Regions from separate parts of the Mus musculus genome. Here all the other regions are linked to region 1. The links are chromatin loops, found by intact Hi-C in ENCODE. Cell type or tissue: left cerebral cortex. All regions are shown on one strand. Region 1 overlaps Mir670hg (a long non-coding RNA gene). Region 2 overlaps Mir670hg (a long non-coding RNA gene). Region 3 overlaps Hsd17b12 (hydroxysteroid (17-beta) dehydrogenase 12). Region 4 overlaps Hsd17b12 (hydroxysteroid (17-beta) dehydrogenase 12). Region 5 overlaps Hsd17b12 (hydroxysteroid (17-beta) dehydrogenase 12).

Evidence for each region. Peaks named below come from ENCODE experiments on the same cell type or tissue, not always from the same donor. Only the 100,000 strongest peaks of a DNase experiment are listed, where the experiment ranks them.
Region 2: a loop joins it to region 1, with 3 times the contacts of the local background. A loop is called at or near these places in 6 of 42 quality-filtered maps.
Region 3: a loop joins it to region 1, with 6 times the contacts of the local background. A loop is called at or near these places in 21 of 42 quality-filtered maps.
Region 4: a loop joins it to region 1, with 3 times the contacts of the local background. A loop is called at or near these places in 24 of 42 quality-filtered maps.
Region 5: a loop joins it to region 1, with 3 times the contacts of the local background. A loop is called at or near these places in 21 of 42 quality-filtered maps.

What each region holds. Positions count from the first base shown.
Region 1 is chr2:94,243,390-94,248,389 of GRCm38, forward strand. It overlaps Mir670hg (a long non-coding RNA gene), which reads right to left. Exons shown (of 8, transcript XR_003953878.1): 2 at 3,312-5,000; 3 at 1-2,688. Among named protein-coding and RNA genes, the nearest start is that of Mir129-2, 4.4 kb to the left of the region's middle. In left cerebral cortex, CTCF peaks have their summits at 2,143 (motif pointing left) and 2,345; DNase peaks (open chromatin) are centred at 436, 942, 2,092, 2,868 and 2 more places; H3K4me3 peaks cover 3,932 bases; H3K27ac peaks cover 3,701 bases.
Region 2 is chr2:94,176,534-94,181,533 of GRCm38, forward strand. The region is part of intron 6 of Mir670hg (a long non-coding RNA gene); the gene reads right to left. Among named protein-coding and RNA genes, the nearest start is that of Gm39885, 21 kb to the left of the region's middle. In left cerebral cortex, no CTCF peak of the experiment used is centred here; a DNase peak (open chromatin) is centred at 2,432; H3K4me3 peaks cover 1,455 bases; H3K27ac peaks cover 517 bases.
Region 3 is chr2:94,050,000-94,054,999 of GRCm38, forward strand. It overlaps Hsd17b12 (hydroxysteroid (17-beta) dehydrogenase 12), which reads right to left. Exons shown (of 11, transcript NM_019657.4): 7 at 2,255-2,289. Among named protein-coding and RNA genes, the nearest start is that of Alkbh3, 42 kb to the left of the region's middle. In left cerebral cortex, no CTCF peak of the experiment used is centred here; a DNase peak (open chromatin) is centred at 2,082.
Region 4 is chr2:94,041,909-94,046,908 of GRCm38, forward strand. Hsd17b12 (hydroxysteroid (17-beta) dehydrogenase 12) reads right to left here. Exons shown (of 11, transcript NM_019657.4): 8 at 3,453-3,534; 9 at 1,965-2,030. Among named protein-coding and RNA genes, the nearest start is that of Alkbh3, 34 kb to the left of the region's middle. In left cerebral cortex, no CTCF peak of the experiment used is centred here; DNase peaks (open chromatin) are centred at 1,922, 2,447 and 3,624.
Region 5 is chr2:94,033,916-94,038,915 of GRCm38, forward strand. It overlaps Hsd17b12 (hydroxysteroid (17-beta) dehydrogenase 12), which reads right to left. Exons shown (of 11, transcript NM_019657.4): 10 at 12-161. Among named protein-coding and RNA genes, the nearest start is that of Alkbh3, 26 kb to the left of the region's middle. In left cerebral cortex, a CTCF peak has its summit at 1,964 (motif pointing right); a DNase peak (open chromatin) is centred at 1,972.

The sequences.
Region 1 (5,000 bases):
CGCTCCCCTCCTGCCCCTCCCCAACCCCCATGGGTGTTTGCCCAGCGGCAAAGCGGGCTCTTCCAGGTAAGTATATAAGTTACTGTACTGTGTGGGAGGGTCACGATCTTGATAATTGCAGCTTCCCGAGTTTAACCCGTGCGCTCCTGCCTCCCTCCAACTTGTTGAGGACTCGTTGGGGAGCCGGAGAGGCAAGCCAGCGCGGCAGAGAGCGCTGGCCCGGAGAGGGGCGGGTGTGCAACGGGCAGAGAGGGGACAGCAGCACTGCGCGCAGTGGAGTTCAAATGCAACACCCCCTGGCAGAGGTTTTCATTGGATAGGTCTTCCCCCCACCCCCGTTCACCCCTGGTTTGCACCCCCCCAACTCCATGTAGGGGACGTCTCCAGGCGAAGTCACGATTCCTTCTCAGTTCGGAATGAAGTGTGACTAGAGCCATGACGCAGCCAGCGCGCATTACTCACTTTTTGCAGTCACGACTTGGGAATCCGTGCTGGTTCCAACCAAAATTGCACCGCTACCATTGAATTATTTAATAGGATCCAGTTGGGGGGGGGGGGGTAAACTTGTGCATTGTGCCAGGCAGTGAAAACCGCAAGGGCAGAGGGCTGGAGGGACATAAGGACACGGAGTGCCCCCCCCCCCACTTTATGACTCTCGGAAACCCCACTGCCACGGCTCCACGTGTTGCAGGTGCCTTATTGCCCCCTTCCTCTCCTGGCAATTTCCTTTGCAAATGAGGCAGAATTTGTAAACACCACAACTTGTGGGGCTGAGAGGGGCGAGGCTTGGGAAAGGGAACTGGCATATCTACCCCTTGAATGAAGAGGAAGCCTAGGGGTGGGACATGAGACTACTAGCAGCAGCTTTGCTTTAAACTTGGGTTGTCAAGACAAAGTGTGGGTTGCAGCGTTATTTGGTAATTCTGCACCTCAGGAACAGCCCTTGTTACTATTAGGAGTTGAAGTCTCAGCCTCAGCCTCAGCCTCAGCGAGGAAATCTGCCCAGGAAGGGACCGCTTCTGAGCTAAAATTAACTCGACTCACCACCCTCTTTTCCCTCCAGGGACTGCAATCCGGTTGCCCTGTGCAGGTCCCTCACTCAAGGCGGGCCGCTTCCAGGTAGATAGAAGAGCTAGCTAGTCTCCTCTCGCTATCCTGTGCCCCCCTCCTCAAAGATCTCGATGTTCCTGTGTGCACGTAACCTTATTACAGACTGCAAGAGTGCTTTGTTTTCCCCATCGTGTACTCTTGTGGGTCAGTTTAAAGATGCACTATTACCCTGCTCCGAGGCGTTAATCAGTATGAATGTTTCTGTGTGTGTTACCTGCCCCCCCCCCCCGCACCATGACATTCTCTTTTCTCACCTGTCTGGCTAAGGTTTTGCCCAAGTATCTGAAGCTGATTGCAATGAATCTCATTCACAACTCACCCATAGGGAGCTGGTGGTCTTCCCATTAACATTTGTCAACCTTGAGAACAATCCTCCCTATTTCCTCCTGATAGTGGTTTGTAACATTGCCTTAGAGGAAAGCCTGGAGTCTCTGCATAGATAGCACCAGGAACTCCGGTCCTTTGGCTTGTGATACTCCCATTCCAGTAAGTGATTTAGAGATTCTGTAACTAGGATGCAAAGGACGTGGGAATAGTAAGTGACATAACATATGCCCTTAAACCCCTCCCAGGAATTGCAGAATGTGGGTGTGTGAGAGGGCACGAAGTGGGAGGGGATCAGGGTCGAAATAAAGCAACCTATAGCCTCTTATTTTGAGAATCATCATCAGGGAGAAATATTTCAAATCCACTGGCGGGAAGGTGGTGGAGCCTGAGGCTGGAGACCCAGACAGTTGCCAGCCTCTGCAGGAGAAGATGGTGAGCCTCCGACTTTGGTCTTGGGTTCCTGGAGCGCACGGCCTTAGCTCATCCTTGAATCTAACACTTTGCTCCCTCTCCTTTAATTTTTTTTCCCTTCCCTTCCCACTCACCCCTCCTTTTCCCAAAGCTCTCACCGAAGTCACGACTATCCCCTTTGAACATCCTTAACCCCCTCCATTCCGGATCTTGTTTTGCATCCAGGGCGGGGCTAGCTTCTGCTGGAGCCAATCCTGCCCCCTGGCGCTCAGAACTGAACTTGCTGCGGACCAAGGAATTTTCAGCACCTATATCCGTGGACAGCTACCAAGGGCTGGATCAGTCAGGACCACTGTCTAGGTGCCGATGATCACACCCTCTCTTTTTATTCCCTTTATCCCATGCAATTCTGGTTTACATTCCACAGTCTCCATTAATCTCGCATTGAAATGGGCCATTAAATTGTGTCGGGCCACCCTTTAAGACAGAGAAAATACGGAGGGGAGAGGGCAGTAGAGAGAACCCAGCTCAACAGCGCCGACTCATAACGAGGGAGTGCGTTGCAGCTGCTATTGATTCAAATTTGTCAGGGTGATTCCCAACTCTGCAAGAATTCCTTCTCGGTTCCTTTGCATGCAGCCCCCAATTCATTATATACACACATCCACACACACACAGAGTTACACCCTCCCCCACCCCCCTCAGTCTCATTCTCCCACTTAGCAAAGGGCAAAAAGGCAGCCAAGGATGCATCCTGAGCATGCACAAAGTAAGCATCGGCTTGTACTTACAGTCTGCGGCATGCACATGACATAATATTACTTACCCAAGCGGGAACTCCTTAAGAGAAAGAAACATGGGGGAGGGGGTAAAGAAAGGAGAGAGGAAAGGAAAAATCCAACAATTAATTTCCAGACATGGGGGTAGGGAGGAGGAATGTGGTGGTGTCCAGGTTTTCTTCCACCCTCGCTGGCTTTTTATCCCAGTACAGCCCTCGGTCTATTTCTGGAACACGATCAAACCCAGATGCTATTTTTAGCAAGTACTGAAAAAACCTGCACACAAAAAAAGGCATTTCGCTGGAACGTTGAGTCCAAAACATTAAATGTGCACCAAGCGCCCCCTCCTCACTTGTTTCTGCATCACTAGACCCTCTCGCATTGCTTCAGGTGTTTTTCAAAACAGAAAAATACCCAAGTATTTCTTCTGTTCTCCCTCCCTCATATTAACTCTCATGCCTCTGCCTGTTGCAAGCGCCACACAGTCTCTCAGGCTGAAGGCATTGGAGTGGTTGTATCCTTAGAGCTGCAGGTCTCCATTGACCAGATTTCCTACATGTTGGGGAAACCGGAGTGGGGATTATTAGCCCCTTTCCCCAGAAAAGCTTCCCTGAAAAGCTCAAGAGTCTAATGCTACCCTCGATGGACATCCCCAAATGGGGGGGGGGGGAGATTCATCCATACCCTTCCCACATTCTCCATACTCGCTTTGCAAAATCTCTTGGTGTTTGCAACACACCGCCTTTGGGAATGTAAATTTTAAAAGCTGCACGTGTGTGTGTGTGTGTGTGTGTGTGTGTGTGTGTGTTGCGTTCTAGTATTTCACTATGAGGAGGATGGAGAAAATAGACTCATGAAGACAGCGCGGAGCAGCCGCCTCGAGTCTCCTTTGCCTGCCTGCGTCAGTCATCAGCTGCTGACGTCACGTGCAGATTCTCCTCTTTGGTGGGTCTGGTTCAATCTAGAAGAGGCTTCTGCTCAGAGACAGTGCTTTGTGTTCAGCGCAGCCACTGAGCAGGCGAGGCAGCCGAGGTGGGCGCCACCCCAGGCTTGGGCTGGCCATCAGCAAAAGAGGCACAGACCGTGCTGAGGGCCCCCGAGGGGCGTGCCGATCTGGACTACCCCCTCCCCAAACACCCAACAGCTCATTGCAAACTCGGTGCACAGACTCCTGAGTGTGTGCCTTCCCCGCCCTTTCGCATCTGGCCACAGTAACCGAGCAGGCTACGGCTATAACTCGGATTAATTCTCAGTTTGTTGGCCAGATAGCCCCGGCTCTTCGAGTGACGCAAATAACAGATTCACGGCTCCCCCGCCTCTCTCCAGCTCTCGAGATCCCTTCCCCCTCCCCTTTCTTTCTCCTCTTCTTTTTCCTGCGCCCACGCATCCTGCTTGGTCTCCCACGGAATCATCTAGCTACTGCTTCCCAGAGAGCAAGGATCTGAGTTACAGAGAGTCAGGCAGACACAGTACAGGGACAGATAAGCCTGAAATTGACCTCTCGTGCGCAAAACACACACACACACACACACACACACACACACACACACACACACACACACACACCGGCACACACTTTCACCAATGACCAGCAGCTCTTTGGGATGCTGGTGATGGGAATGCCTAGAGGGGAGGACCCGAGCTTGCTTTTGCACTTTTCCTCCTTGCTTCTAAAGAGGGAATCCACCCCTACAAATAGCAGGCTATTGGTGAATATGCAACTTTCCCTCCATATGAGGCAGAAGAAATTCAACAAAGGCTGCAGGTGCTGTCTCTAGCTACATTATCAGGCCTATTTAAAGCCAGAACCTTTACTCTTAAATACCAGCAGGTTTTTTTTCTTCTTAAAAGAATGACCCACAAAAATGAGCTCAATGATGGGCATTATTTTCAAACCAGTCGGAATAGCCCTTGTTTCATGATAATCTGTGTATCAGAGTGTGTGCCTGAATGGGGTGGTTTCAGAAGATATGCCACACCTCAGCATAACAAAGGGTTTCTTGATCGATGGAGATGGAAGGAATTCTTACAAATGGGAAGATCTGCACAAATGACACACAGATTCCCCTCCTCAGGTGCACACAGCACTGGATCTCTCTGGAATGATCTTTGCTTCAGAATGGGAAAAATTAGGAAGTCAGAGGCTACACACAGATATTTCGGGCACGAACCATTTCCTTTCATAACCCTAACTATCAGATTTCCTTTACTGCGCTTGTGTTGGATGCTGATAAACAATTATCCAGAGGTCACCAAGAGGATTTGGGCTACATGGTCTGGAAAAGAAGGGTCATGAGACTCAGGCTATTATACCCTCCCCAGGCCCTCAGAACCTTTGTAAGCTGTATTCCAAGGTTTCTGTTTAAGTTTAGA
Region 2 (5,000 bases), 67 kb before region 1:
TGGAGTTACAAGCTGTCCACTGGTCATGCTCAGAACCAAACTCAAGTACTCGTGTTTTCTGGGAGAGCAGCCAGTGTTCCTAGCTGCTAAGCTATTTCTTCAGATCCTGGATTTCTTTTTTGAAAAAACAGTAGACTTTTCTAAAGCTTATATTTATAAGATATTGGTTAGGAAAATTACCCTTTGAGGGCGCTGATAGTTCATTGGGTGAAGATGTTTGCTACCAATTCTGATAACCTGAGTTTGAACCCTGGGACCCATATGATGGAAGGAGAGAACTAACATCCACAGGTCGTCCTAACTCTGCTCTAAACGAACACCCACCCCCACCTCACCTCCACACACAGGTAAAAACGTAACTAAATATATTAATCTTTGGTGTTATTTCACACTAAAAGAAATTTTGGTGAAGCCATGTGAAACTTTTAATTCCAAGCAAGTGTGTACAGCCTTAAGAACTTTAAACAGAAAATATAAGTAGGTCTTACAATATTTTCTTTTCTGAAGCCATTAATCCTGCTACTAGTGAATAACACAGAAAACATTTCCCAGCAGTTCCAAAACTGGAATGCACACCGTGGAAAGTACCTAACAGAGGCCCTGGGGACGAAATGCCAGGATTCTGGGGTATAAAAACCTCACTGCTTCACAGGGAAATGTTATCTACTTACGTAAGTATCCAGACACAAAGATTAAATTCATCCCCAGCTTTACTGAAGTCAGGACCTTGCCCTTCCCAAAGCACCTTCGGAAGGCTTCCTAATGCATTCTTTAGCAAGCTGCAGGTAACTGCAACTTCTTTCAAAGCAAATTAACACTGTGCTTGTGATAGTTTGGAATGCCCCGGCAAACCCAGCTACTCTTGACATTCTGCCTTCCCAGATACGACATCAGTTTGCCAGCATTAGTGCATTCAGGCAGTATTGATTATTTTAAAATGACATTTCTCAATCTTCACTCGACGGGCAAGTGAGTTAAGTAACAGAGGAGGACAAAGGGGAGGAAGCTGACTAGCAATCCAACAAGCACTGAGTCTATGGATAGGAGACTGAAGTCACTTGAAACAGAATTGCACATACAATTCTAGCCGGATCTTTCTATTACATTTAAGCGGTCAGGAGGAAAGCAACTGTAAAGATGAAAAAATTAGAGAAACCCTCCTCACCACACACATCAAAGCATTCTTAAACAATATACAAAAACAAAGCAACAGTTTTACATGTAAGAAAATACCAATCACAATGCAACCTTTTAACCCTTTCCCTGTAAGTCTTGTCACATGATTCCCTTTAAAACTAAAAATTGGTATTGGGGTCCCAAAACCTTATTGCAAAAGCAATCATACCTCAGGGTGGATAACTCCAGATTATGGAAATAGACAGAATGTACCTAAGAGTACACACTGGCAGTAACACAGAGACCTAATTCTGTATGGACAGGTAAGACAGGTGCTGACATGCTCAGCAACTATATTATCTTAATACCCTGAGATTCACAGTAATCCATTCTGCCTCAGGTGTTCCCAAGAGCCAGTATCAAAGATCCTTAACTTGCAGAGGAACACTGTGAGCCAAATGTAACATGGGTAACAACAAACCTGGGTTCCCCCAAAAGAATCTAAATAACTTCTCAGCACCAGGAAAGTCAAAGAGCTTTGCTCCCTAAAGATAAAGGTACTTGTGATCCTGCCACCAGCTTTCACTTCAGCTTTGTCCATATACCTACCCACAAACAACTCAAAACCCACTCCCGGAGACACTTGTACAGGTTTAAGAACAAACCACGCTAACAGGAGACAGCCACAAGCTGGACAAACAAAATTTGCAAACAAGGTCAAAGTTCAGTACAAGCAAAAGACAATCAAATACGTGTCCGCACCCATGCCGAGAACTCATGCAAGTTCTTACACCCCAAAGCAGACAGGCAACACCCACATAAACACGCTTGCTAAAATTTTGGCTCTCTCCTAAGCCCCACTACCCCCAGAATAAAAGGCCCAGCAACACTCGGGTCCTGCGCAACCACGATTCCAGAGTGTGTAAGACAAGAGGACGGAGCAGAACACAAACCATAAGAGCAGAGAGCACACTCCAGACACCCAGGCACAGGCCATACTGACAGACAGGTCAAAGGCAGAAGGGCAGACCACCAGGATGTGGCCGCCTGCGACCCCACAAGCAGTCACAGGCCTCCTGGCTCATGGAAACACTGCAAGTCCAGCATGGACCCTCTCAGGCCTCTTGTCCACGCCCGGGACAAGAATGCCAGGGTCTCTGCCACCCCAAGGGTCTGCTGGTAGCCTTCTAACAGATCAGACAGTCCCCCAAGACCCTCAGAAAGCAGAAAACTTCTTATCGCCCTTTCGGAGGCGGCCATGACAGCAAAAAAAGAGCGGATTTTTTACGACAACTCCCACAATGCACGCGGACTACAACTCCCAGAGTGCAGCGGGCGGCCCCGCTGTTAACCCTGTTATGGCTATAGGGCTGACAAGCCCTGTACCCTTTCTCGCCCTGAAACCAAACTGTTGCACCTACTTTCAACCATCACAATCAGAAACTAACTTCGGAATTTTTAACAAACAACTACAGTTACGCTATCTGGACTCTTTCCCTTATCATATAAATCAGCTTAGCTTCACAGAACATTATCCCTGGCAGAGTACTTTTTGTTAATCTCCAGAGATGTCACACAGTCAAATATACACCATTGCAAGGATACATTTAGGTTCAATTAATTTTCCCTTTAATTTTTACAATTTTCTCTCATTTTTCTAAGTTATCATAGTTCAGAGAAATTTGTACTCAACACTATTAATTTAAAATACATTTAAATTTTTTCTGGGAATCAAGAGAAAGACCATCCTGTAACTGTTACAATGTTCTACGTCTCTCCATTTAATAAAACAAAAATTTTCAAATACATTGACTTAAAAACTTCATGTAACTTCAAGTGAGCCTTAGTAAGAAAAATTAATTGTGAACAATATACATTTTCAATTTCAAGCTAAAATTTTAGGAAGAAAAAAAACCTCATGTGCTAACAAACACTTCCCTTTTTAAACAGAAAGACTATCAATAACAACAGCATATAATGCCAATTTTTTCCTGACTTAAGAATGTCAACAAACAACAAATAAACATTCTTATAATATTTTACAAACTATGCTGAGAATTTATTCTTTCAGGAAACTGCATAATTGCATACTTTACTCATGAATGAACTCTTTCAAAGTCTGTTTCAATTTAATTAAAAATAAGAGTTTTAAATGCATTTCCTTCAAATATTTTGGCCATAATTTCAGTAAAGATTAACAATTCATTTTTAGAGATGATTGTATCATCAATATGGCTTAAAAAGTCCGTGATATACATATACAAACTGACATGCTCAGACAGGTAACTGACTAAGGGGCAAAACAGTTGTTTGGAGTTTGATGCGTGCACTAAAATAACAACTAGTATTCTTCTAAAATACTTGCTGTTTTTCCTAGTCCCTAATATAAAGTCAAATGTACACAATGTCCACTTTTTCCACAGAAGACTTTTGCAATTTGAAAGGATATTCAAAAGATTTCATTCATTTTAGATCACAAAACTCAGAAATCCTAATACACACATACACCCACACCAAAGCCTTCCTATATAGATACTTCTATATATTATACAGTACAATTCTCCAAATTCTATTTTAAATAATTCCTTACCTAATGTTCCAGTTAGTTTATTACTATGTTTCACATCTAGGAAGGTACAATGAGAGAAATCCTTAACTATCTTTTACTTTTTACTTACTTCAATTTGTACTTTCATAAATAACAAGTGCTACACTACATACTAAGATACAAAAATTATAAACATGTGTGTCTTTAAATTTTTAGGTTGTTATATTGTGTTAGATCTTTCTAATTTTCATTTGGCACTTTAGTTAGCATTTAACCAGACAAAGTTTCATTTTCTCCCTATTTTAAATAACTATCAAACATAAACAATTGATGCATATTTTATATATTATCCTCTTGCTGTTAAATATTTGATTTATAAGAAGGGCTCAGGAACAATGAAGAAATGAAACTGATCATATATATATGTATATATATCTCCAAGCTTCTAACTTTCCTATCAGAGTTATGAAAACATTGTTTCTATTAAGTCAGTCATATTTTCTTTTATTTTAACTGTTACAATAAAAAATTAATGTTAGTATAGAAAAGAAATTTATATAAGAATTACAATAGAAAAAACTTTCTAATTTTTTCCCATTTAACATTTTTTGAAAATTAATTTAGCCCAACATATCTTGTCTAAGTAATTAAAGTAAGCCTTAAACTATATATTTGGTGTTAATAAAAATATCTTTATAGGAAGAGAATAATTTTTTGTGGAAATGAATTATTTAACTTCATGTCAAGAAAGTTACTATTTTCTACCCATGTTTTTAAATTCTAATTTACTACATGAATTTTAAAGTGTGTTTTTTTTAACTTAAGCTCTTTACTAAATTATTTTCAAAGTATTTACATCTAGCACTATTAATATATTTGAAATTACCAGATATCTATTCATAGCTACCAATTGTAGAGAAACAAAGAAACATTTCTTTTCTCAAATGTGGAGCTGGGTATTTGCCTAAGATATGCATCCCTGCATAGTTAAAGAAGATTCTATGTGTAATTTCTGTGGCCATGTCCTTGTTCTAATTCCAAATAATAGGTAACAGAATTTTAAACTATCTGTTTAGATGTTGAAACTGCATTTTTTATGCTACTTGCTTTTAAACATCTGCTTTCAGTGCATGTAAGTTATATCATCGTGCATATAAACCATGCTAATAAAAGTATTCATAGAAGTAGAATGTGTTGCTGATATTACAATCTGCTCAAGAATGAATCTATCTATCCTTACCCACATCACTGTTGTAACAAACACAATCGCCCAAACCTGAAAAGGGGCCACACACACGAAGTGGAGGTTTTCGGCAGATTAAACCAATTGTTTATG
Region 3 (5,000 bases), 190 kb before region 1:
TGTCGAGAGTGGCTAGAGTGAAGCCACTTACAGGTGTAAGGGAGACCACTTCTGGACATCTGTTCACCTGGAGCTTTTCCTTCCTTCTGGCAAACAACTAACACTGCTGCTCTCCTTTGCAGTAAGTTGCAGCTTATTACAGGTGGAGTTCTGGACAGCAGAATGTGATATACACTCCTTCCAGAGCTGACCCATGAAGCCTCCCCTAACATTATTCTGATTCTCTTCCTTTACCTGTTAGCTGGGTGAAAAACTCTTTCTTAAGATAAGACCTTAAAGATTTATGCCAGAGCCCATAGATGGAGGGAGCCTGAGATTCCTCAAGGACAAGGTGGAGAAAAAAGGGGAAAATAAATCTTTAACCTGATAAGCCATGTAGGTAGGGATTAATCTATTAGTGTAGTTAGCACACCTTGACGAATATACCTAATAACTCCTAAAGCTCCATTGGACATAGATGCCCGTTCTAATACAAAGTACTGATTAATAAACTCTACATACATGTCTAACTAGTCCTTAGTAAGCCTCCGCCCAACCCCCATTTTTCTATGACTCTAGCTTTCCACAGCTTCTGATGGCTTTCTACCAGGTCATTTCTCAACCCAACTTAATTTCTTGAACCACAAGGACTGAACTCATGTGGATTCTCCAAGCTGGGTTCTGCTGGATAAGCATGAATTCCCCTTCACACTATTCCTTCATACCCAGTGTCAGCTCTGACCGGGTGCTGCTGCTGGGTCTAGCGATGGCCATAGGTCTCTAGCTCTACCTCTGCACCATGCACTTCACAGCATCTCATCTCACTAAGCTAAAGGGGTGGGGTGGGGTGGGGTGGGGTGGGGTGGGGTGGGGGGATGGGGCTACTTTCAACTAACCCAGTGCACTGGGCCAAGCATTCTATGAATCCAATACTTTTTGCTCCTGGAAATGAGTTCATCGCCATCATTTCCTTTTACATAGTTTTCACCAACAAACTTAAAAAAAAATTCTTTCATAATACTTCTATGGCTTACAATTTTGATGGCCTTGTTTTGTTTAATTGGTGAAGATGGAATACATGGCTTGCTAGGCAAATGATGTAATACTGAACACCTACCCCAAGTCCAAAGATTTCTTTATAACACCATTTGCAGATGTCAAAACTCAGATTAAGACAGTGACCCAAATATCATCCTTATTGGACTCTACTCTGTCCTGGTTCTAGAGTTCTGGCATGACCACTGGCTTGCCCACTGCCAATTTCATGTCCTATCATCGGCGCATACCCTGCCCCAGTCAATACTCCACTTGAAGGCTTTAAAGGGAAACTTTACTAAAATAAGGCAACTAGAATATACAAATCAATACATGTAAAATACAACTACAACTAATTTTGCTGAAAAAGTTTCCCAATTATTGTACATGATCAAAAAAATGGACTTCTGAGCCCCATTCCCTCACAGCCACATGCTAGAATGAAGCAGAACATATAGGTGGAGTCAGTAGCATAAACTGCATTCCTCCCGGTCTGTTAACAGAAGTGGATATTTGATTCCTCCTCTATCAAAGCTTTGATGGAGCTTGAAATTAAAGTAACAAATTGGTCCAACATTCAAACCCAACTCTCTTTGGCAGGTTTTCTTTGAAGGCCTAAGCAATATCTAGATTCTTCTGAGAAGGAGACTGAGAAGTTTAGTTATATTTTACACTCAGTGCTGTCTCACATGTAGAAACGCAACCACAAATTTCTCAATAAAATGAAGACATTTGGGGTATTCTACTGCACCCAATTCCAACTGGCCCTTTCCTCCTAGAGTTAGTTTGACAGTTGGTCACTTCACATCATGATTAGCCTCTCATGTATCCATTCCCCCAGCAAGAATGAGAACACCAGAGGAAGGTATATAGTTTCAGGACATTCTACCGAATTAGGCTCTAAGTAGCTATAGCTTTAAGGAGGCATTCCTAGGAATATCCCAGGAACTCTATCCACCCCCTCAGAATAGCAGGCAATTGAGTTAGTGATGGTGACTCAGGCTGGCTTTTTAATCCTGATCTAAAGGAACCACCACAACCCTAGAGAGGGAAATAAAAAAGTCTAGTGGAAAAGGCCTCCGCCACCAATGACTCATGCTCCACTGTGTGACTCGCCTGGTGCTAAGACAGAGAGTTAGGCTCATTAGTCACTTTAATGAAATTCTCAAAGAAAGGATTCTCCCTATAAATAATAATGAGCTCTGCAAGCACGGTGTTTGTGTGTGAGCGTGTGACTCACCTTTCTACCATGCCAGGCAGCACCAAGCGTGTCACCTGCAAAAGAGAAAACAAAACATTAGTGATGGCTGAGGACACAAGCCACAAAAGAGTGAAAGACACCCACACATGCCAAAGAAAAGGAACTCACGAAGCCAGCCACCATTCTATAGAGAGAGGCTTATCTTATACCGTGTTAGGAGTTCATTAAGAGAATGCTGTGGCAAAGTGAACGTGGCTAAGATTAGCCTTGCCTGAAAAGTAAGGCTGGCATGGGCGCCTTCAAATAACTAGGGCTCTATGGGAAGTGGGCATCTCTTCAGTCCTTCCCAGAAAAGTCGGAACGTTATCACCCGTAACAGCATCCTGCCTACCAAGCTGATGTAAGTGATCTCATCTTAAGGACTCAAGTCATCTTTTCTGAAGGCTTCGGGGGAAGAGGATGCCAGCAGGTGAGATGTGAGTAAATGCCAAGTGCATTCATTTCTTCTGAGGTCCACAGTTATGAGCAAAACACACCGAAACCATCTGTGGCCTCTAGTGACCGACCATGAAAGGTGATGTGTGGAATTTAGCAACTTCATAATCACCGGCCAAAGACACGATGTCAACACAGGCGGCCACGAAACTCTTGGGAGATACTATTCTTCAAGACAAGTTAGAAGTGCAATCTTTGTCAAGAAGACCTCAGTTAAACAAGTCTTGGTTCAGCTTGTTTCGGCTCTCTAAACAACACAAGAAGTTGAAATGCTTGCTAAGTATAGACATTCTAAGCCTTTTATTTTGAATACTATCAACCACCAATTAAAATGATAGCATTTTGATAAAAGATTGTTTTTGATGGAAATATTCAGAAGCAAAAGATCATGAAGACTTTCTGCAGCAAAGTGTGCGATGTGGATGTCTGAGTCCAAGGTGGTGCATGCACTTGTCAGTGTAAGTTGTCACCGTATCAGTAAAACAGTGTGGGCTGACACATCTCCAATTTCAAAGTAAAAGAATATCCTCAGAGTTTCGGGGAAGTACTTCAGTAGAAGTAAAGATTCGACCAAATCTTCTGGCCCAGATAAAAAGGAGAAACTGTAAGAGCAAGCATAGGGTGAAGCTTCCCGCATCGCATCCCTCCTCTTTACACACATCTGTATTTTTACATAACTCATCCTCATAGGGTGACGAAGCAGGCAGCCAGCTGTCCTCCAGCATTTGCTCTTTCCTTGCAGATGAAGGTCTAGAGCACACAACCTTTTTCCCATTCTTGGTACCTCCCATAAAAAAAAAATGTATTACAATTTCTCTGACAACTGCACATGGCCTACAACTATCTAGTTTATAAGAAGTAGGACATACAATGTCTTGGTTGTGGACTCGAGAAGAGGAAAACAGCTTATGTTTTCCCTCTTCTTTGTAGGCAGAATGTAGTAGAGAGAAGGAGCCTTTGTTTGACCCCAAGGGGAACGTGATATACTGTAGGGTGGCAGGAGGGATAAGGGGAGGATACTTACTGATAAAGGAGTCACTGTGTAGTACCCTCAGCCCTGCTCCCCTCAGCACCCTGACTAACTGACCCATTTTGACTTTAACTTGTGATTGTATCTCTGTTATAGGATATAATCAATATTCTTTTTGTTTGTTTTGCAGTGTTGGGCATGAACCTTGAGGGTTTTTGCCCATATTAAGCAGGTATAGGCCACTGCCCAACCTTTTAACCAAAAATTCTAACTAGTAAGATTAACCATTTATGCTGATAAAGACTGACCCATGTTCACTCTTCTCCCCAAAAAGAGAATTCCACAAGCAATAGGTTAAATATTTTACAGTTCTGGGCTTCAAATTCAATGTGATGAAACCAAGTCAAAGTAAAGGTAATGTCACAGTCTATCTTTCCAACAGTTACCTCTCTCTCCTCTTCAAGTTAATACTAATTTCAACTTTGCTAATTTATTTCCCAAGCTTTGTCTTTCCAGAGGCAAACAGCAGCTGTTTAATTCATACCCAGTGATGTAAGGCCACTGTGGGACGCACTCACCACAGTTCTAGTTTCAGGCCTTCCTATGGCAGTGGGACTCTGAGCTAGGTTCTTTTTTTCTGAAGTCAGTATGTTAAATGAAGATCTACATTATATGTTATTACTTTCTTAACTTGGAATGAAGGTAGGTAGGTGTGTGTGTGTGTGTGTGTGTGTGTGTGTGTGTGTGTGTGTGTCATCCCACACATGGGACATCAGAGACTTCTGAAGGGACACTCGTGTTCCCACTATCCTTTTAGGATGTAGCACAACCGAGTCTTCAATGCTTCCCTTAAGCAGGGTATGTCCCACAATTTTGAGCCAAGAACAGCAATAAATTTTGAGGTCATCCATTTTAACTAACCATACATAAGTTTTTGGATAATTCTTTCATTATTTTAAAATGTTTCATTTGTGATCTTCTTGGGGTACTGTAAAAGCTCTTAAGATTAGGCTGTAATGATGATTAAAACTCTTTATATTTACCCCCAAACAAGCAAAGAAACAAAACCTGAACACTCAAAGCAGGAGAGTTTTACAAATTCATAATGCTTTAAGAGACCTCTCTATATAATATGTGGCTAGTTCAAGGAACTGAAATCATAGTTTACAAAACTCAGGAGGTAAAAAGGCATAAAAATAATTTCTGCATATCAACTGAGAACTGGAAGCAACAGCTTTGAGTAAGGAGCTATCCTTCTGTTTTATCTGCAGCCACTAGGTTGGGAGGGAAGAACTCAGGACCCATAATGAGATGCTTCTA
Region 4 (5,000 bases), 200 kb before region 1:
ACTTCACAGGGCAGAGAACACAGAGGACATTCCACAGTTTGCTCTAGCCTCAACATAAATAAGTAGCAAGAGCACTGATGCCTTGTGGGGTCTGAATTCAATACTAAGCTTCAGGTATAGCCAGTGAGAGACGCCAGCAGTACCGATCTCTGTGTTAACGAGGTCACTTGATCTGTGTGTTAACGAGATGACCCAAGAAACATGGGATGGAATAGAAGGTGCAGCAAGGCACTCAATCCCCCAGTCCGTAACCTAGAAGACAGAAACACCACCCAGAGAAAAGCAGCTACGTTTCAGCTTAACATGGGCTCTCTGCTCTACTCAGTATCCGGGGATTTATTTTCACAGTGGGACAGCCACGTTTTTCTTCATAAATATGAATTTTCCTTTTCTTAGTAATTCATTCTAAGTTTAGACCTCAAGTGAATCTTAGTAATGAAGACAATGATGGATGAAATTAAATAATTTAAAATTTACTGATGTAAACGGTACAAGCTCATCAAAATAACATATTTCAGAAGGCAAATACTAATGTGCTTTGGGGTGGTTTCTAGTCATATCAGGTTAATATCAGGCAGAGAATCCAAGAAAACTACCTTTGAGGAAAACAGGCTGTGCAAATGAGAGAAGGGACAGGCTTGGATACTACCAGGACTGCTGTCTGTGTTCACACAGCAACGCTAGCTACTTCATGGCACTGAAACACAGGCAGTTTCCAGCCAAAGCCTCCCGGGTACCTTCCAGTGGACTTTAGAGTGCCCGCTGAACCACACTGGGGCATAATAACAGATTTACCAGAAAGACAACAGTGTAACACTGAGTGGCACAGGAGCCTTACCTCCTACCAGTGTTACCTGGCTTCCTTGTTACCAAAATCCAATCTAAGGGGGATTCCTGGTATCATAGGCATAAAATACAAGATTCTACAAAACCCTGTCTCCCCACATGTAGCCTATATATACAGGGAGCTGAAAATTAAACAATTTCAAGTAAGTGGTCAGTAGATACTCCTAGGAAGTAAGCAAAGGAAAGGGCTTGGAAGAAGCAGGCTTTTCGTGGACCCTAAAGATGAGGGAACACTTACCTTACCCTTCCTTGTGGTAAGTGACTTAGCTCCAATACTATTAAAAATGAAAAGACTTAGAAAATACAGCTAGATAACCCTTAGCCCCATCTTGATTATCTCCATGTATAGACTAGAGTGGTCACGAACAGCCTGGTACTTTTGGCTTCATTATTTCCTGAGCACAGTGAGTTCAGTAGCCTAGGGATAGGAGCAAGTGTTCTAATAGCAAACGGACCTAGATTTGAGTCTCGGATCAGCCTGGGAAAATGGGTTAACTGTCTGAACCCTAATCCCCACATTGTGCCAAAAGAGCCTAAGATACTATACTAAGTGATCTGATCACAGACCAAACATTGAATGATTCTATTCACAGGATGGACTAAGAACAGGCAACTGTGGGGAGACAGAAAACAGAATGGTCACTGCCAGGGGCTGGGGAAAGAGAAGGGAAAGTTAGCATTTAATGGTGCTCAGTTTCAGTTTGGGGAGGTGAAGGAAACTCCCAGAAGAATGGTAGCAGTGACTGTGCAACGGTGAGTACACTCATGCCCCTGAGCTGCATGCAGATAATCGACAATCTAAGTTCTGTTATGTATTTTTCTACCACAATTTTAAAGAGTCAGACTGTCTTAAAATAAACTATGAACATTTACAATAATGATGCTTCAACTGTTTACATTTAGTTCTAGTTCAGGTAACCTAGTTAAAAATTAGAGAGGCTAATTTTTAAAAATCTAGACCTAAGAGCAGGAGGGGAAAGAAACCATGTCTCTAAGGGAGTGCTCACGTCACAATCGCTTACTGAGGAATGCGATTTTCTTTCGTTGCCAAGACAGCGACTGTTGCTGTGGAAACCACACAAAACCAGGGATACTTAACTGAAACAAACTCCACTTACCTGCACAAAGATGCCCTTGCTCTTATACTCCTCATGGAGGCACTGAGAGAAGAAATCTACAAAGGCCTGGGAGGGAGGTGGGGGTGAGAAAGAAAATACATCTATTACATCAGTCTGCCTAGAGTGTAGCCATGGAAACAACAAAATAATAAATTAACCATTTAACACTACTGTTTCTAGTCATTCCTTTCATTTCAAATGCAGAAGAGATAAAAAACACTTTAAAACCTCAGGAGGTTTTTCTGCTACAAATGACATTATCTTACCAAAAATAACATTTGCCAATTTTTGACTTAATGAGAAAAGCCTCCTCCAAATTATTTTCCAAAGGAAAGAAAAAAAAATTCTTTTATTATGTAACAAAGGATTTAATTTCACTTTCTATTTGCCACTCCAAGAGAGACCCAGAGTGAATTCTGTGCAGCTCTGTTTTGCTGCTGGGTCCTGTGAGCTGGGTCTGAGAAGTGAGGGTGAGAGTCCATCTGATAACGAAACTGTAAACTGCCTGGAAACCATGCAGCCTTGTATCAGGCTTAAAAGGCCAAGTTCAATGACACCCCAATGGAAGGTCTCCACTGGCAGGACCGCCATGGAGATTTCCAGATACTGGAATTCTAGCACAAGATGTTGATTAAACATGCTGACAGTGTGTTTCAGCCACTAAGAAAGCAGGTAGATCAGAGGGCTGTGGGGCTGTGCAGGACTTGGAAGACAGTAAGTACTGAGTTTTCTCAGTGAAAAGTTGTATTTTGCACTTTTCCTTCTCAGACATACTATATGATCCTATTATGCATTACGATTTACTTATTTTTCCATAAAGGCTTGCTTAATTTCAATAACTAAAATGGTCATTCCTCAGAAATATTTCCACGCCTCAGTGAAGTAACTGAACTTGGAGTGACTGGCCCACAGACAGGAGAAGATTCAGTCTGAATTACTATCCTAGCAGTAATGTGAAGATGTGAGTAACGGTGTTGTATGATGACATAGAGTTCTGGGAAATTCCTGTCACACTCTAGACATGACAGTGTTCGGGAATTCTAGATAAGGTGGCAGACATTCACTCTCCATAGATCTCTTTCTTGTCTGCTGAGCATGGCTGTGGTACTGCCAGGATGTACCTCCTGGCTATGTGAAGGCCATGTTTATGTTACCGACAGTCCCACCTTAGGCTCATTAGTATCAGATTCTAACCAACTGGGTGGACTGGCTGAGGCTAGGTTTCTATGGAAAGCATTAGTGTCCCTGTTAAAATCAATAAACTACCAGGGACCAAAAATCAGACCATCCGTGGCTGTGACACACTGGCACTCCACTTGTAAATCTATTTCCATCTGTGACACTCCAGAAACCCATGTGGGTCACCTACCTGCCCCCTCAGTTGGATACAAACTACCAAGTATAGCATTTCAACAAAGTTAACACCCAGACTGAAAATCAGCTCCCCGTCTTATGTTGACATAATTTACTGCAGTGTTCGTTAGTCACCTTGGTTGCAGAGTAGATTGTCAACAATGGAACTGGGAGCATGCCACTGGCTGAGGAGATGTTGAGAATCACCCCTTTAGATCTGGAATTGAAAACACATCACACAAACTGAGGGAAATTATATGCACATTGCTTGTGAAATGCAGTCAAGATGGAAACAGAGCAACAGGGCAGCTGATCTAACACGCATCTCCCTGCTTCTCATGAGCAGTTGGTATGTCTGGCCGGTGAATGAAGCGTAATTCAATGAACTAAAAATAGCTCTTCTTTACGATGAGCTCATTTTCCAGTCTTAGTAATCCAATGCATGACTGGATCAGCTAGCTAGTCTCCTTTAGTTGTCTCTGTACTTTCTAGGTTCCTCTGTGGCCACAACATCAGAAATCCCTATGTAGATGGTGGGGATATATTTCAGAGGTAGAATGCTTGCCTCATATAATGCTTGCCTCATATGTGCAAGGCACTGCAGTCAATGTCTGCAGAGCAAAAGCTGAAGAACCCCCCCCCCCCACATAGACACGTCTGCTCTGACTCATCATCCCGCTGTCCACTCCAACAGTGTGTGTAAACACTTCCCTCTTAACACAGTCCTGAGCCTCTAGACACCAGAGCCCACCTTTGTTCACATGCAGTCAAGTCTTTCATAAACCTTCATAGCAATGGGGTACCATCCTTATAACTTCCCTGGGTTGTGTGGATTTGGGGAAAGAAATGACTTGAAAATTACACCAGTCTGTACTTCATTAACTATTAGACTGCCAAAAAACAAAGTTCAACTTTTTCCTGTGACTTTTAGAGATTACTGAACTCAGGGAAGTACCAGAAATAAATAAAAATCAGTTTGTGAAAAGCAATGCAGTAAACACCTAAGTTTTAGCAAGCATACAGAGGTTCAGCAGGGTGTGGAATTATGACTTTAGAAAACTAGGTACCTCCTTGTTCTCTCGAGTTCATGCTTCTCAAGACACACTATCACTTTTTCTGTTTTAACAGCACTGGGAATGGAGTGCAGGGTCTTACACCAGGCAAGTGCTCTACTACTGACCTACACCCCAGCACAGCCCTCCTTCCCAAATACTAAAATCTGGCCCAGGCACCCCTGGGTCACTCCTCAACCTCGTCTCCTTCTGCACAGTCTGTTGTCATTCTCCTTCTGGATTTTGGTTCCTAAGTCCTGTTTTGTTGTTTGTTTTTCACTATTTAGGGAAGGAGAAAGAACACAGACCAGGAAACATGACTAAATGGCATATGAGTTATTTTAGAAATAAATCTGAAAAGACACAGCACTCTATGGCCATCTTTCCATCTGCCAGCCTTTCTGAGAGATGCCTACTGTAACCAAAGGGAAGTCTGGGCCCTCTGCTTCATGGCTATCACAGGAGTCTAATCAGTTGTTTATAAAACAGAATACACACTTTCCAAAGTAGTGAAACACACCAACATCTTGATGATCAAAATAAAATTTCAAAATTAAAGAAAATTTAAAGTTAGAAGTGGCTAACATTAGCTACATCATCTTTATATTGGTATCTTTTTTCCTAAGGCAAA
Region 5 (5,000 bases), 210 kb before region 1:
AATGTACATACCATGAGAGAGTGGATCACATATCCAGTGGTTCGGGTCTGCAAACCTACTGTTTTAATTGCAGACTTCACAAATGTCTCTGCAGAGGGCTTATCCAAAGTCGGCTTCTGTATTTTTGCCAGTTTTGTAGCTACAAGGTATGGCATGACACTCTAGAATCCACCACATACAAAAAGAGAAAAGACAACACATGCCATTGATTAGGAAGGCTACAAAACTGAGTGTGATACCTGCCTGACTGCTGATGATAGCAGAAGCATCCTCATGATATCTGGAGTTCACATCTTTAGAGCAGTGGGAGAGACATGCTATCTAAAGCCAACTTCACAGAACATATAATACCAAAAACATGAACTGCAATACAGTGATGACCTATGGGTAAAATAGAATTGGAGGCCGGGATAAAATGAAACAAAACACAAGCCAGCATTTCTGAATCTTTAAAAGGAAAGGAATGGCAGAAACCTGAGGGGCTGAGGCTCAGGATGTCCTTCCTATCCAGGTCAAGAGGGACTCTGCTGTGCAGTCAAGCAGCGTGAGGTTTCTAATGTCTCACTGGGACAACTCTGCGCCACCACGCCTGAGGAATTACACTTGTTCTATGAGCTTTAGTCCTTCACAGATGAAAATCCACTTTCCTGGCCTTTGGTCACCACTTCTCTTCCCCGGTGTTTTAACGTCCTGCTCCTGAAGTTTTATAAACTGCTAATGTTAAGATGGGACCATATCTTTTTTGCCCTCTTCTGTTTGGGGAAGAGATGAAAAGAAAATAAGACAACAGCCTGGGTGACGAGAAGTCACCTGACAGGACAGATGTGGTGGTGAATCGAAACATGAGCTTTTCCAGGCATTTCACAAATGTGATGTTCTCTACTGCATATGCCCCCTGTATTTTGGCCATGACACAACATGGAACACAAAGAACCCTCGTTATAATAAGTTCTGGGAGTCATGATGAGAGAGGTCCTCCTGTGAAACAAAAGATCCAGGTGTACAGTAGCCCACCAAACCGTTGTTCCTCTCACAAGGGTGAAAAGAAGGGGTGAAGTCCGCTGGCATTGCTATTTAAGAAAAAGTAACAGTTCAATATGTGGCTAAAATGAAACAAACAAACAAACAAACAAACAAACAAACAAACAAACACCACCAAAAACTCACACTACAAATAATGCTGAGGTCTCTCCACACTTTGGATTTCTTTACTGCAAAGACTGGAAGGAACAGCCCCACATCTCTTTGGGGATTTGTTTACACGTGTATTTTTTCACACATAATTTTGTATTCTTCTCACTACCAAGTGTAAGTCAAAGAATACAGCTTACCACCCTTACTGTGGGAGCTGAGCCTGCAACCCATCTATTCAGTCTACCTGGGGCCGTCCTCCACCTTCCCCACCTATAGGAGGCAAGTCCACTGAGTCAGCAGTCACTAGAGCACACCAGCAGTTGGAGTGACTCTGACTTCTGACTTCTGAGGATTTATTTATTAGAACTATTAGTATACATCACTCTTTAATGAGAAAGATGTCTTGTCAAGTCTTTAGTCCACTTTGTCTCATCAGTATTTAGGCAGACTGGGGAAGTCTCAGGTTGACAAACTGAACTGTGGGGTCCAATTGTTACGTTGTTTGTTCACTACCTAAAGAGCAGGGCAGGACAGACCTGTGTAAACTCTGACATCAGGTAACACCATGCACGTGCACAGCTTTCCTCATCTTTTTTGCTGTATGCTTCCTGGTTATATGGAAGCCCAAGAAGGCCTTTCCAGAGGACACAGTCTACAAGGAGTTCTGGGAAGCCCTGAGCTCCCGAGATGGAGCCAGTCTGTAACTATGCCTTTCACTTGTGAAGAATGCATTGCACTGTTCTTTCATCCATTGTTCTGCTCGTTCAGAAAGCATAAGCAGCATACAAGGGACTATTTTGATACTGCAGCATTCAGTTGCACTGCCTGACTGAACCACATGGTGGCACCACAAGATAACTCATGGCTTTAGGGTTCAGCTGGCTTGTGGTGGGGTTCTGAAGGAGCCTCCAGCTACTGGGGGTGGAGAAAGACATGCGTCCTTGGGAGTTCCTAGTCAAGTTATATTTTCCCAACTAAAACATGGAAATTCTAAGCTGGAAGGCTATGTACCTGTACCCTGGATATAAAATCAAGGTGTCCAACAGTGGCCTATTTGAAGTACGATGGCTTCAGAGGCGAGTGAGGCAGGGCTTTGTGGGTAAGTCCTAAAGACAGTTGAGGAGTCAGCTAGGTACAACAACGTAAAGGAACAACACGGGTAGAGAGGAGCTGTGAGGAGCAAGGCATTTTCAGGGACTGCAAGGAATTTGGTATAGTCCAAAAGAAAGTTAGTTCAAGCACTAGGCATGTTCTTGAACACAAGCTCAAGAAGACAGTCATGTCACCTCCATTCTCAGTGCTGAGAATAGCACGAGGTACGCAGGGGAGTGAAGGCAGTGTGGACTGAGGTAGGGGAGTGAAGGCAGTGTGGACTGAGGCAGGGGAGTGAAGGCAGTGTGGACTGAGGTAGTAGGGGAGTGAAGGCAGTGTGGACTGAGGTAGTAGGGGAGTGAAGGCAGTGTGGACTGAGGCAGGGGAGTGAAGGCAGTGTGGACTGAGGTAGTAGGGGAGTGAAGGCAGTGTGGACTGAGGCAGGGGAGTGAAGGCAGTGTGGACTGAGGCAGGGGAGTGAAGGCAGTGTGGACTGAGGCAGGGGAGTGAAGGCAGTGTGGACTGAGGCAGGGGAGTGAAGGCAGTGTGGACTGAAGGCAGTGTGGCCTGGCAATTCAGATGCAGAGCACCAAGCAGCACTAAGGACCTTCCCACTGAGCCAGCAATCTAAACATTCTGAAGCTTAAGGAAGATCATCTGCCTCAAGAAAGCAAATCTACTGATCTAGCTGTGAAGGGTATTAAAAGGAATATGTGAAATGTAAGTTAATCTTTTATGTCAAAAGCCATCAAAGTAAATAAATGCCCAAGAAACAATAATTAATCCATCTTCCGCCTTTGCAGGAAAGGATTATGAGAAACAAATCAGAAATACATCTATACTTTTACAGAAAGTTTTCAAAGCAATAAAACTTAAAGGCCACTTACACCCAACAAGTCACCATTATAAGTTTTGCCCCCTCAGAAACAACCTGACCCTGACAGCCACAGCTGTGGGCAAGTATCTTGATTTCCAAATTTAGAATCTTCAACTGGAAATAATTAGTTAGGCCATAGGGCAAAAGGTGATGATGCTATGTGTGTGCTCAACTTATTAAATAAAACAGATCACAGTTGGTATGTTGTTATCCTCGTATCCACTAGAATAGACTACTTAGACTATGGTCTTCATAGAGCATGTGCTGCGGAGGGAGTCCCGATTCAGGAAAGGAAAGGGAAGAAAAGGGGAAAGGGGAAAGGGGAAAGGGGAAAGGGGAAAAGGGAAAGGGGAAAGGGGAAAGGGGAAAGGCAAGACAAGGCAAGACAAGGCACTACAACTGGACAACTGGATGCTGGAAGACAAGACACATGGCAGACACGAAAGAACCAAACACCGAGTCTCAAAACTTCGCATGGCAGAGCCAGCTAGGAACTAAATATCCTTCTCAAACCTAAAAACGATCAGACCTTTCCATTTTGAGCAAGGTTCTACCTGTGGCACCTAATCTTGTTAATGTGCCCTTCTCTAGATTCACTTGGTCCCTCCCCGCTTCCCCATCTTCCTTCTGGTCCAGCCAAGTAAAGAGCAAGGGAAAGCCAACTCCAGGGCAGTTTCAGCATTAGGCTGACAATAGTCAGCACACAGCTGTTTGCTTTGTCTTCTTTCTTTTCCAAGGGGTGTGTGTGTGTGTGTGTGTGTGTGTGTGTGTGTGTGTGTTATGCATGTACTAGTTAGATGGCTCTGTTTTCAGGAGTCTTTCTTTGATTACTCTCCACCTTTATTATTTTAGGACATTAAACTTTTTTTCTATTTTTGGGACTTGTTGAGCCTGAAGCTGGCCAACAGGCTTCGGGAACCTGCTTGGTTTTCCCTCCTTCTCCAGAGCTGGAGTTGGAGGCATAATGCACAGCTTCTCTTCACACTGACTGGGCTCTCTCTCCAGCCTGGACACATTCTTAAGGCAAAGGCTGTGGCTCTATGAGTTTTGGGAAACTTCACTTAAGTCTGTGTCTTCATTTATCTTCATTTAGGATCTGAAGTCCTCCCAAGCACATGGCTAACTAAACACGTACAGTATAGCTTGGCTGCTTGCCGTTCTCTACTTGCAGACTATCAGTCTTTCCATAAAAGCCTCCTGATTAACTCAGGGGTTACAAGAATTCTTTGAGTGACTACTAATCCTACAAAGAACTTGCCTTTAACATATGAAATGTGTATGTTAATATTTACGGGGGGGGGAACTGACCCCCCCCCCCAATCTAGTAATTTATCTGAATGTATCCTAGAAGATGTTTAGGTACCTGTGATACAACCATGTAAAAAACAGACCCTGATTTTACAGAGGGATGTGGGCAGAGTATTGATGATAGACTATTTCTGCAATTAGGCTTAGATAAGGTCATATATAAGCAATGCTCTCACACAAGGGATGGAAGCTAGCCCAGAGATATCTGATTGCAGACCCTTGTAAACTGAGGAACAGCTGAGTGTGGAAATCAAAGCACCATGGGTCATACAACTCAAGAGTTTTACTCTGAAGACATGAGAAGCTTTGGTGGAATTTTAAGCAGGGAAGTGAAATGACTGGAGTTTGCTTTACCAACTCTGGCTACGGTGAACAGACACTATCTTATCAGCAAAGATAGCAGTAGTGGGGTGTTCTAGTTAGTGAATCTATTGCTGTGTTAAACACCATGGCCATAAGTAACTTGGGGAGTAAAGGGTTTATTTCAGCTTACAGTTATAGTCGGTTCATTATCTGGGGAAGTCAGGATAAGAAGCCCAACAGTGCAGGAGCCTGAAGTCAGGAACTGACGCATAAGCCATGGAAGAAC